2 separate regions of the Homo sapiens genome follow, and region 2 is linked to region 1. The links are chromatin contacts, found by Hi-C or POLR2A ChIA-PET in ENCODE. All regions are on one chromosome and are shown on one strand. The core of a region is the stretch at or near the end of the contact, and the rest is flanking DNA. Distances in the headings are between cores, read along the strand shown.

Region 1 (6,504 bases), core at 515-3,014:
GCTTTAAAATATTCTAGCAAAGAAAATAAGGTCTGGAAGATGGTGGTAGGGGATAGATGAAACAAGACTGAAAAGTGTTGACAATTTATGAAGTTCTGGAAATTCATTCTGCTCTTCTGTTTGACATTTTCCACAGTAAGGAGTTTTTAAAAATACTAGCTTTCTCTTATTTTTTACTCTAACAACTTCCTTTTGCTTGTCTTTGACAAGTCCTGGCTCAGGAGGAGAAAAGCTGCACAACCAGTCTTTGTGTATGTGTGTGCAAATCTCTGTGTGTTCACTTGTGAATACAGTTTCATTAGGGGAGGGTTCACCTTTGTTATGTATTATCAGTACATAATAAATATATATGTTTTCTTTTATTTTTTTAGAGACAGGGTTTCACTCTGTCACCCAGGCTGGAGTTCAGTGGTGGCAATCATAGCTTACCACAGCCTCTACCTTCTGGGCTGAAGCAATCGGCCTCCCAAGTAGCTGGGACTACAGGCCCACGCCATCACACCCAGCTTTATTTATTTTTTGTATAGACGGGGTCTCCCTATGTTGCCCAGGCTGGTCTGGAACTCTTGGGCTCCAGTGATCCTCTCACTTCAGCCTCCCAAAGCGCTGGGATTATAGGCATGAGCCACCACGCCAGGCCTATATTTCATTTTAAAACAACGAAGTTCTCCTTCCTCACATACCTCAAATTCGGGGGGTACCAAATCTCTGATATTATCCCAACGATTTTTTTATAACCAAGGTATCACAATTCCTTTCAGAAAGGGTTCTTTAGCCACTCACACCACGGGTTTCGGTGGCACAGCGCAGGGCAGCACAGACTTGTGCTACAGCTCTCGGCCCTACCCAGAGCAGGATGGCCCTAACCTAATTTTTTTGTTTGTTTGTTTGGAGATGGCGTCTCACTCTGTCGCCCAGGCTGCAGTGCGGTGGCACGATCTTGGCTCACTGCAACCTCCGCCTCCTGGGTTCAAGCGATTCTCCTGCCTCAGCCTCCTGAGTAGCTGGGATTACGGGCACCCGTCACCACACCCGGCTAATTTTTGTGTTTTTAGTAGAGACACAGTTTCACCATGTTGGCCAGGCTGGTCTTGAACTGCTGACCTCAGGTGATCCGCCCTACCTCGGCCTACTAAAGTGCTGGGATTACAGGCGGGAGCCACCGCGTCCGACCTAATTTTTTGTATTTTAGTAGAGACGGGATTTCACCGTGTTGCCTAGGTTGGTCTCGAACTCCTGACCTCAGGCAGTCCACCCGCCTCTGCCTGCCAAAGTGCTAGGATTACAAGAATGAGTCACTACGAATGAGTCACTGCGCCAGGCCCCTAGCCTCACTTACTTTGGGCCTCAGTTTCCACCGCCTGAAAAAAGAGCAGTTCGATTGCACCCACTTCCCCGGGCCCCGCCCAAACCATGGGCAGCCCCGCCCAAACCATGGGCAGCCCCGCCCAAACCATGGGCAGCCCCGCCCAAACCATGGGCAGCCCCGCCCAAACCATGGGCAGCCCCGCCCAAACCATGGGCAGCCCCGCCCAAACCATGGGCAGCCCCGCCCAAACCATGGGCAGCCCCGCCCAAACCATGGGCAGCCCCGCCCAAACCATGGGCAGCCCCGCCCAAACCATGGGCAGCCCCGCCCAAGGGCGGAGACTGGGCGGAGCGTCGCGCTCTCCTCCACCTCCTTCCGACTCTCGGAGGCCCCCCACCCAGTGCCCGCGGCGCATGTGCCAGGCACACCCCACCCCCAACCGGCCCTGGATTCCACTTCCGTTCCACCATCGCTGCTGGAGCAGCTGCCTTCAGGCCCTGCGCCGCCTCCGGAGTCCATGGCCGGCACGCGCTGGGTACTCGGGGCGCTGCTCCGGGGCTGCGGCTGTAACTGCAGCAGCTGCCGGCGCACCGGCGCCGCCTGCCTGCCCTTCTACTCCGCCGCTGGCTCTATCCCGTCGGGCGTCTCGGGCCGCCGCCGCCTGCTGCTGCTGCTCGGGGCCGCCGCGGCCGCTGCCTCCCAGACGCGTGGCCTCCAGACCGGGCCTGTGCCTCCCGGGAGGCTGGCGGGGCCTCCCGCTGTGGCCACCTCTGCCGCGGCCGCGGCCGCCGCGTCCTACTCTGCCCTCCGTGCCTCTCTGCTGCCGCAGTCGCTGGCGGCGGCGGCCGCCGTCCCGACGCGCAGCTACAGCCAGGTACGTGGGCGCCGTGAGGGACCTGGCGCGAGATCCCTCCCGGGCCGCGTGCACGCGCCCCCGCGCCCCTCCGTCCCTCCGTGTGCGCCTCGCGGGCACGCCCGGGGATCCGCGACACTCGCCGCACACCCGCCCCCGTCCACCCTGTGCTCCTATTGGGCCCTGGAACAAGGGAAGCTCTCCCAGGCGTCGGGTCTTCTGCTTGTTTTGTTCTCGCCTCGAGTCTCTGGTCGGTTGGGCAGTGTAAGTGTGGCTGGGGTGAATGTTGAGGCCTTGTTCCCCGCCTGGCCCATGGTAGGTTTCGTGAGGCTGCTGACGCCCCCACCTCGCATCTTCTTGCTTTCCGCCGGCTGGTTGTGAAGTTGCGAGGCCCGAGCCCGCCGGAGGGTTGGGAGTTTCCGTGCAGCCCGAGCGCTAGGCCTGGGCGGCCCTCGGCGCCTCTCGGTCGGCCGCTGCTGGGAAGGTGCGCGCACACAGTTGCGTGGGCTGGCTTGTAGGGAAGGAGCCTGTCCCCATCGCGCCGTTCCCTCTCCTGTCCCCAGGGAAAGACGAGCTGTCCCGGTTTACTGAAGGTCACCTCTGCAACTCCACTCATACAGAAGGTCTTTAAGGACTGTGTGTCGCCTCGTCTGGGAAAGCAGTTTGGAGATTTAGCTGTTGGGGGGAGGGGGTGAATGGGAGGGAGCGTTGAGGGTTGAGGACACAACTTGGGGTCCCAGGAATGAATTTGCAATGTTTTCCTTTCCATTTTTTCTTTATTTTTTTAGAAAAGTCGGTGTGTAGTTAGATTGCAAATATTTTGTGCTTTGTAGATGAACCTTTCTCTTCTTGGTACGTGGCATCTGGGAAGTGTCTGCACACTTTTTAACTACCCAGCCCCTGATTCCTTAGGTCATATTTATCTTAATTCAATTTGTGCTTCTCCTTTAACTTAGGGAGACTGGGAGGCTAATCAGCATGGCTGCTGTCTGCCAGTGGCTGAGCTAATTGATTTGAATCCTGGCCCAATACTTTACGCTGCCTTTTTCTGTAAAAGCTTGTGATGCTTATGGAATTATGGAAAAATGGGGAAAGTTGTCTACAAAAACCACAACAAAACCATCTCCAGTAAACCTTTGTGAGCTAGCTTCTCTCTTTTTTTTTCTATGAAATTGACTGCGGTGATATCTGTAGAGCATCTACTATGTGTTAGACACTGCTTACATTTATTCCTTAAAACTAAACATTAAGCCTTTTTTTTTTTTTTTTTTTGGAGACCGAGTCTCGCTCTGTCGCCCAGGCTGGAGTGCAGTGGAATGATCTCGGCTCACTGCAAGCTCCGCCTTCCGGGTTCACGCCATTCTCCTGCTTCAGCCTCCCGAGTAGCTGGGACTACAGGCGCCCGCCACTGCGCCCAGCTAATTTTTTGTATTTTTAGTAGAGACGGGGTTTCACCGTGGTCTCGATCTCCTGACCTCGTGATCCGCCCGCCTCTGCCTCCCAAAGTGCTGGGATTACAGGCGTGAGCCACCGCGCCCGGCCTAACATTAAGCCTTAATGAAAATTATAGATAGGGCTGGGCGCGGCACTTTGGGAGGCTGCGGCGGGTGGATCACCTGAGGTCAGGAGTTCGATAGCAGGCTAACCAACATGGTGAAACTCCGTGTCTACTAAAAAAATGCAAAAAAATTAGCCGGGCGGGGTGGCGGGCGCCTGTAATCCCAGCTACCCGGGAGGCTGAGGCAGGAGAATCCTTTGAACCCGGGGAGGTTGCAGTGAGCCGAGATTGTGCCATTATACTCTAGTCTGGGCGACAAGAGCGAAACTCCGTCTCAAGAAAAAAGAAAAGAAAAGAAAATGACAGATAGTAGAAAGATATCTCTGTCCTTAGTCCGGTAGAGTGCAAGTCTTTTTTTTTTTTTTTTTTTGAGACGGAGTCTTGCTCTGTTGCCCATGCTGGAGTGAAATGCCGAGATCTCAGCTCACTGAAACCTCTACCTCCCGGGTTCAGGCGATTATCCTGCCTCAGCCTCCCGAGTAGCTGGGATTACGGGCACACGCCACCACACCCGGCTCATTTTTTGTATTTTTAGTAGAGATGGGGTTTTGCCATGTTGGCCAGGCTGGTCTTGAACTCCTGACCTCGTGATTCGCCCACCTCGGCCTCCCAAGGTGCTGGGATTACAGGCGTGAGCCACCGCACCTGGCCCAGTAGAGTGCAAGTCTTAAAGCCTGAGTTGTCTTCTTAGGTTATGGTTGTAGTGCTTCGTGGATTCTTACTAAATTCCAGTTTTACTTAATCCGATAAAAGAGACTTTACAAGTCTGTAGCCTCACACTGCTGCCGTTGTCTTTAAGATCTTTCCCTTAATCACTTGGTCTGGCATACCAGCTGACAGAGGAATATTCCCAAGGCGTCCTGCTGTCTTGTTGATTTACCCAGTCCTCAGTGTCTTGTATTAACTTATCTTTGCCTACCAAGTGAAGGACACACATTGAGCTCCACACTCAAGGCCCTCTGCTCTATGGTACCAACCTCTTTTGCCAGGTCACCTTCTTTGGCTCCTAATTTAAACAGTTGGAATTAATTGCTGTTATTCAAATGGGCATTTGGTCGTACTGCTTCTTTCTCTCGCCTTCAAACTGGAATACCCTATCTTTTATATCCTCATAAAAATTCTATCCTTCCTTCAAGGCCCATCTCATGTCACATCCTGATTCATCTGTTAGTGCTCTGATTTGAATTCCTGTAGTATTTTGTATCTTAATTATAGCACTCAGTATCTCATCTTGTATGCTTATCGTATTCTAGATAGCTATTTCAGATGAGGGCGGCAAACACTGTGTGTAGGGGCAATCAAATATTTGTCAAATTGTCAGGACCTTTCTTGTGTTGCCTTAACTACACTATTGTTAGCTATAATTTGGGGTTGATGAATTTTAAAACAAACCCTGAATGAAATTTGTGTCCTGCCAAACCTTTAGGATATACCTGCTTATGGCTTTTGGATGTACAATTTAAGCCAAAACAGGATGGGTTACATTGGTGAAGTTTACTTTTTGCTTCTGAAATAACATCTAGAATGTTAGTTTGTAGAATAAACATTTTCTAAGAATTTTTTTACATTTTTTACCTGTAAATGCAACTCTTTTTACAATTCTTCATTTCCTTTGGAAGGAGTCCAAAACTACTTACCTGGAAGACCTTCCACCACCCCCTGAGTATGAATTGGCCCCGTCCAAGTTAGAAGAGGAAGTGGATGATGTCTTTCTCATTCGAGCTCAAGGACTGCCCTGGTCATGCACTATGGAAGATGTGCTTAACTTTTTTTCAGGTATATTTTATGTATGTTTTATTTATTTATTTTTTTTCCTTATATTGTTTCTCACAAGCAGGTATGTATGTTTTAAGTATGTAATTTTGTCTGAGTAAAAGGTAGTGCTACAAATCCATGTCAGACTACGCTGTCACCTTCCTTTTTGATGGTTGGGAACTGTCTCATTCTGGTTGGTTGCATATACCAAATGATACCATGTGTGCTGTTTGCGGTATGTAACGAATTGAAAGACTTTGGGCCAGGGGCAGTGGCTCAGGCCTGTAATCAGCAGTTTGGGAGGCCAAGGTGGAAGGATGGCTTGAGGCCAGTAGTTCCATACCACACTGGGCAACACTGTGAGACTGTCTCAATTTACATATGTATAAAGACTTTGAATGCAACAAAAGTATTTTAACGTTAAGACTGCATAGTATGGGCCAGGCGCAGTGGCTCACGCCTGTAATCCCAGCACTTTGGGAGGCCGAGGCGGGCGGATCACAAGCTCAGGAGATCGAGACCATCCTGGCTAACATAGTGAAACCCCGTCTCTACTAAAAATACAAAAATTACCCAGGCTTGTAGTCCCAGCTACTTGGGAGGCTGAGGCAGGAGAATGGTGTGAATCCGGGAGGTGGAGCTTGCAGTGAGCCGAGATGGTGCCACTGCATTCCAGCCTGGGCGACAGAGTGAGACTCTGTCTCAAAAAAAAAAAAAAATCCATCATACTATGTAGGTTTTTTTTTTTTTGAGACGGAGTCTCGCTCTGTCGCCAGGCTGGAGTGCAGTGGCATGATCTCAGCTCACTGCAAGCTCCGCCTCCCGGGTTCACACCATTCTCCTGCCTCAGCCTCCCTAGTAGCGACTGCCACCACACCCAGTTAATTTTTTGTATTTTTAGTAGAGCTGGGGTTTCACCGTGTTAGCCAGGATGATCTCAATCTCCTGACCTTGTGATCTGCCTGCCTCGGCTTCCCACAGTGCTGGGATTACAGGCGTGAGCCACCGTGCCCGGCTGGTATGATGGAA
Region 2 (6,416 bases), core at 161-2,660, 4.7 Mb before region 1:
AGGGCAATATATTCGAGCAAAGCTCCTTCATTCAGATTGTAAACTACATGTAAACAACATTGAATTTCTTTGGCGGTGTGATAAAATACAAAGTAATAATATTAGCAAAAGTTAGCCTTATGGTATTTTTTGTAAACCAGTCTCTGATATCTTAAAGTCTCTGATATCTTAAAACTTTTAAACTAAATTATAAACATGTAAAGGTATCACATTGTCACTTCAAATTTAACAAAAAGGTTATTTAAAAAGGACTCGGGAACTAAAGTTCAAAATTGAAGACTTAAGTAGAACTGTCTTTTGCTTTTTATAACATGGCCAAAGTATTTGGCTTAACTACAGCAAAATCTTACACGTGAAATGTCAGTCCTTTTAACTTCGAATTTGGCAAGCAGCGAGAAGCACATCCAATGGCGGAGCAGCATTTCACCATTTTAGCAACTCATAACAAAACTGAAAGAAAATTAGAATGTTAAGAGTTAGTAACCGGAAAGCTGAAGGGGAATATTTTCCCTTTCCCGGTGTTTTAGGAAACACAAAATCAGGATAGAAAGCTAAAGACAAATATCTTCTTCTAACACCTGCAGCTTTGCTTACATCATTTTCCAGGGCCTTGACTCTTTAATAAGGAGAAACATATTTAGCTGTGTACCCCGAGTATGATTTCAATTTTGTTGGCTTGTACATTTTCCTTCCACCTTCTAACAGGTACCATGTTCTTTGTGCCACAAAGCCTTTTGCACACTAACTCCTACCCATCTTTCAGCCCTCGGCTTGCATCGCTTCCCCAGGGAAGCCTTCCCTCACTGACACTCAGATTGTCAGAGCTGCTCTAATATTAGCTCTCACAGGACACACACTTCTTCCTAGCACTTCTCCAGGTTGTAATCTTACATTTATTGCAGTGATTGCTCTTATTAATGTCTTCCTCCTCCACCAGTCTTGTTAGTTCCATGAGGTCATGGTGGAGTGTGTCTATTTTTCCTTACTTTTTGTCCTCACGGTTTAGCTGGTGACTGGCAATAGTGAATGTCAGTACATATTTTGAAAGAACAGCAAGTAAACGGGAAAGGGAGGAAGCAAGAAGCACTTCGAGGTGCCAGCGAGCACCCTGGCGTCCAAGAGCAGCGCGCGGGACCCGCTGAGCCCAGGGCCCGGGCCGAGCTCCGCCCCTTTCTCCAGGCTCCCCGCCACCGGAGGGAGAGAGGGAGGACCCGTCACAGGTAACGATGCGCCCAGTGAGCGTCCTTTCCTCTGGGGCCAACCAGCGTCTCCGCGCCGCTGCCGCCAACCTCGCGCCGAACTACGCCCTGAGATTTGGGCGGGTAGCGATTGGGGGAAAACAGGCAACCTAAGAGTTATTACCGTTAGCAGCGAAGACTGCGACTAACGTCAACGACGGAGACTGCGTCTGCCTTCGCTTCCGCCTCGTAGCCCCGGGAACCGGAAATCCGTCTGCCCCGGGTCACGTGCTTAGGAGCCATATTGTCGCTAGTGGCCGCTGGGGCTGGGAGGGGTGTGCTAGAGAGGCGCAGCTTCTCTGGGCGTGGTTTTTATCCTGGGGGAAGGATCGGTGGAATGTGAGGGGAGGTGGAGGAGATGGCGGCGACGGCCCGGGAAGATGGCGCCAGCGGTCAAGAGCGAGGTCAGCGGGGCTGCGAGCACTATGACAGAGGATGTCTCCTAAAGGTGACGCCTTCTATGGACTCTTCCCTGACAAGCTTCCGTCAGGTTGGGCTGGGGCGGGCTGGGCAGGTGGTTAGGCTTGGATTTAAGTTTGAGGTTAACCTGATTTTCAGGATACCTTTTCCACCTGGAACTGGGTTCTTCTTGAGGAGAACGTTTTTGGCAAGGCGATAAGCCCCACCTTTCCTACCTGCTTCGTACCTTTAAAGCAAAACCCTTCTTGGGAAGTGATTAGGCTTGCACAGTGGTCTCTGCCAGTGGGCTTATTCGTCTTTTGCTGCCGAAGTAGACTGAGGCAGCCCCGGGCCTGTACTGGGGTTTTCCGTTCAGGTGTGTGATGAAATAATGGAAGTGGAGATAATGGAAATAAGCAAGTGGAGAACCCGAATACGATTTCAGCTCCTGTGGTAAAGTTTTATAGCCTGCCAGCTTCATGTTAAAGGCAGTGCACATGTTCAGACGTAGGAGAAAACGTGTGTCCCAAAAAAGAAGACAATCATGTAATTGCCATTAAATAGGAAATTATGCATAGGAAAGTGCCTAATAAGCATGTATTGTTACTCTGAGAAAACTTCTTAATCTGTATTTTTTTTTAAATTGGCACGTATTCAATTGAAGTTTCCTGATTTTCCTTGCAAGAAACAGTACAAAAATTTTGCTTAGAAAACTTGAGCTTTGGAACCTCAACCGCCCTATCCCCAAATCTTAGCTCTCCTCTTTAATAACTGATTTTAGCTAGCTCCTCTCTACCCCGTATGTAAAATGGAGATGATCGCGCCTGTTTCATAAAAGTGTATGAGGATTATATACTAAAGGGCGTGTATAGTGTTTAACAGGGCGCATTCCCTGAAGTAAATGAGTAGTAAATATATACCACCATGACTGTTACTATCATCGTCAATCTGAGTATTATTATTTTTTGTTCTTTCACTTCACAAGTCAGCCTTGCTGGTCACTGCCTCATTATTAGAAGCAAGTTCAAGTCTCAGGCCTGTACGTGCATCCTAAACTCTTTTCTATAGGTCATGGCTTGACGAACATTGCTCCACTGAACTGGATGAAGCTCCTTAAAAATGTTGGTCATCCACCAAGTGTTGTGTAAGGAAATTGAATGCTATCCTTATGATTCAATTTCTACTGAGATGTATTATTATTCTTTCAAACTTGAGGTCTAAAACGGAATTTAACATCTTGGTGCCCCCCATAAACCACACAATTAGATCTGTGTATCATAGCACTAAGATACTTCGCCCTAGGTGTCAAACAGTTTTTGCCTTCCCCCGCCCCCCCCCCCCCCTTAAATACCAGAGGCCAAGTGAAGTATTTCAAGGAGGATGTGGTCAGCTGGGTCAAATGCAGCTGTTTGAGTAAGATAACTGAGAATTGCCCTTTGGATTTGGCAAGGAAGAGGTCACTGGTGATCTTGACAAGAGGAGTTTTAGTGGAGAGATCAGGATTAGAGTGAATTTAGGAAAGAATGGGAGGAGTGGAATTGAAAATAGCACTTATAGGGTATTCTTGGGGTTTAGCTGTAAAGGGGAGCAAAAAAAAGATGTGGTTGCTGGGAGATCTGGCACCATATTTTTTCCTCTTTAAGAGAGGAAGTATTACAGCATGTTTGTATATTCTAGGAAATGATACAATAGAGTGAGAACGTTTTATAATGCAGGAGAGAGTGAGAAAACTGTAAGGGCATTGTCCCTGAGTAGCCAAAGGGGATGAAATCCAGTGCACAAGTGAAGGAGTTGGCCTTAGAAACATAGACTGTCAGTTCTTCCTAAGGGAAGGCAGAGAATGAGGTATATTTGCAAGTAAGTTAATAGAGATAATAGGAGGATGTTCTTTTCAGGCCTGTCAGCAGGAAGTATGTTTACTGTTTTTATAGTGAAATAAGGTCATCAGCAGAGTGTTAAGGAGGAAGAGTTGTTAGAGTTTTAAAGCCAGAGGAGAAGAAGTGAAATGATCATCTAAATCTTAGGTCTTAGACTCTGGAAGAATGAGAGAATTGACCAGGGAAACGTGGTAGTAAGTGTCCACCTCATATGAACCAGCAAGGACGGTGATGCTTTTTCTCTAGCCATATTCACCTGCTTCTGATAGAAGTCAAATAGGATTTAACTAGGGTTGGGATTGTTATCTATGAGTGTAGAGGAACTGAGAAGGGAACTAGGGTGTTGCAAGGGGAGACTTGGAGTAAGTTAGGGAGGAGGTAATGGTTAGAGAATTTCATGCTTGGAATTGAGATGCAAAGAGGGTGCCGTTGTTCTGTAGCATTGGTTTTCAAAGTGTGGTGAATGGAACCCTGGGGATTCCTGAAGTCCTTTCAGGGGCTCTGCAAGGCCAAAACTACTTTCTATGAACACTAAGATATTTGTTTTTTTTTTTTTTCAGTCTGTTGACACACGCATTGATGGTGGAAAAGCACTGTTTAGTATTGCTAGTATCTTAGCTTGAATCAAGACAGTGGCACTGAACTATACTACACCTATAGTTTTTTTAAAAAGCCAGCTTCACTTAAAAATGTTGATAAAGCAGTAAAATCGTTAATTTTAACCAAATCTCAACCCTTGAATATATCTTTTAATATGCTGTTCAATGACATGGGAAGTTTTGATCAAACACTTCTGCAAACTGAAATTAGAGGGTTGTCTTGAGGAAAAGCTCTTGTGCAAATTGGATTGTAAAGTGAACTAGTTGCTTTTTTTCATGGAACAGCATTTTTTACTTGAAAAAATTGTAGTCATTCACATTTGGGTAGTTGGCAGACATTTTCTCAAAAAGGAGAAAAGTGAGACTCACTACAAATGAAAATGACAGTATTTGTTGCCAGTGATAAAATTCAAGCTTTCACACAAAAATTAGAATTTTGGAAAACTTTTACTAGCTTTTGTGAGGTTGGAAGCTTTTTAAAAGACTTTTTTTGGTGAGATTTTCTTCAATACCTAAAGACTTTTAATGAATATGATTTTTTGATATTGCATGTTAAATGTGTGAACATTTAGAAGATGTAAATAACTCACTGAACTGGTATTCTCCAGATGACCAATGCATGAGTAAAACATCCATTTGAAGTGCAAGATAGAGCAATAGATTTTAATGTAACCAAGGAAGAAAAGAGGCATCATATCAATCATATTCCTTGATACGATTTCAGATTTCATGTTGCAACTACCCTTTAAGAGTTGTTGTTCTAGTGTAATATCAGAGAATGATATCCATAATTCTCCAAAAAGGCTATTAAAATACTCCTTTCTTTTCCAGTGTACATATTTGTGTGAGGCCAGAGTTTCTTTTTGTACTTCAGCCACAACTGTTTGAATGCATAAGCAGATAGAAGAATTCAGCTGTTTGGGGGGAAAAATATAGTTATTTTTCATTAAAACATGTTATTTATGTTAACAAGTAATGAGTTTGTTACTTTTAAAAAGAAGTAATATTTTAAAAACCTATTCTTTTTAATTTATGATGTGGTATATGTCAATAGATAAAATCCACATAAACCAAAGCTCTTTGGGATTCTCAGTAATTTTAAAAAGTGTGAAGGGATCCTGAGACCAAACCATTTGAGAACTACTGTTCTGCGGTATAACTATGAGAATAGTGGGTTGGAGGACAAGGTTATTGGAAATGACAAAGTTAAGGAACTGAGAGTTGCAGAAAAAGGAAGCCAGTTAAGTGTTAAAATCTTTAAGGAATGAACTACGTTATGGTAAGTCAAGGCATAGGAAGCCTTCAGAAATGAGTGGATCTGCAAGGTCACAGTGTATTGGAAAGTCACTGGCCTGGAAATCTCTTGATATACTTGTAATGGTAAAGTTGCTGTAATGAAAAAACCCAACAGTGATGTAGATTAAAGAGTAAAGGTTTTATTTCTTTCCATTTAACAATTCCAAGGCGAGTGATGCAGGTTGGTGATGAGGCTTTGCTCCACATGGTCACTCCAGGGATGAGATTTTTCTGTTGTATCATTTTGTCATGTTTTAGGGCATGTGGCCATCTGTCTGATATAGCTGAACAATTGTGCCCAGGAAGGAGAGGATAGATTTTGGTGGACAACTGGCAGTCTTTGCCGTGTTTGAAAACAAGGGCTGTCTCTTACATTTGTTGCATTTTGTGCAATATTAGATATGAGGTTGATGATTAATAAAAGCTAGTAAAATAAGAATATAATCTTTATTATTTTTAATGTAAATGAATTTATCTGGAAATGTCTAAGAAGAGGTTGCCTGTTTGCTGTTTAGGCTCAGAATGAAATTGGGGTGTTATATTAGTCTGTTTTCACACTGCTGATAAAGACATACCCAAGACTGGGAAGAAAAAGAGGTTTAATTGGACTTACAGTTCCACATGGCTAGGGAGGCCTGAGAATCATGGCGGGAGACAAAAGGCACTTCTTACATGGTGGTGGCAATAGAAAATGAGGAAGAAGCAAAAGTGGAAACTCCTGATAAACCCATCAGATCTCATGAGATTTTATTCATTATCACGAGAATGGCACGGGAGAGTCTGGCCCCCATGATTCAGTTACCTCCTTCTAAGTCCCTCCCACAACACGTGGGAATTCTGGGAGATACATTTCAAGTTGAGATTTGGGTGGGAACACAGCCAAAGCATATCAGGTGTTGTGGGATTAGTGTTTCAATCTAGGGATTTCCTTCATAATTCTTTTGTTTTAAAGTTGTGTTCAACTTCATACAGACGTAGTGATGTTGAAGGGAAGAATTAACATAAAA

The links. A loop is a pair of places that touch in the nucleus more often than their neighbours do. ChIA-PET counts read pairs that join two places held with the same protein, here RNA polymerase II (POLR2A). Pooled maps may share reads with other maps.
Region 2: a loop to region 1 is called in a map of CD8-positive, alpha-beta T cell, with 27 times the contacts of the local background. The contact joins the promoter of THAP6 here to the promoter of GRSF1 in region 1. A Hi-C loop is called at or near these places in 1 of 168 maps with a recorded cell type or tissue (CD8-positive, alpha-beta T cell) and 10 of 50 pooled maps. POLR2A ChIA-PET finds 5 or more read pairs at or near these places in 1 of 52 experiments (activated T-cell).

The regions. Positions count from the first base shown.
Region 1 is chr4:70,835,150-70,841,653 of GRCh38, reverse strand. It overlaps GRSF1 (G-rich RNA sequence binding factor 1), which reads left to right and starts at 1,764. Exons shown (of 10, transcript NM_002092.4): 1 at 1,764-2,183; 2 at 5,340-5,496. The coding sequence starts at 1,827. It overlaps LOC124900710 (a long non-coding RNA gene), which reads right to left and starts at 2,662. Exons shown (of 3, transcript XR_007058131.1): 1 at 2,509-2,662. RefSeq lists silencers at 1,497-1,746, 1,807-2,356 and enhancers at 1,753-2,406, 2,407-3,061.
Region 2 is chr4:75,509,467-75,515,882 of GRCh38, reverse strand. It overlaps THAP6 (THAP domain containing 6), which reads right to left and starts at 1,410. Exons shown (of 5, transcript NM_144721.6): 1 at 1,363-1,410; 2 at 351-450. The coding sequence starts at 430. RCHY1 (ring finger and CHY zinc finger domain containing 1) reads left to right here and starts at 1,480. Exons shown (of 9, transcript NM_015436.4): 1 at 1,480-1,686. The coding sequence starts at 1,597. RefSeq lists enhancers at 715-934, 510-1,440, 1,275-1,754, 1,441-2,371.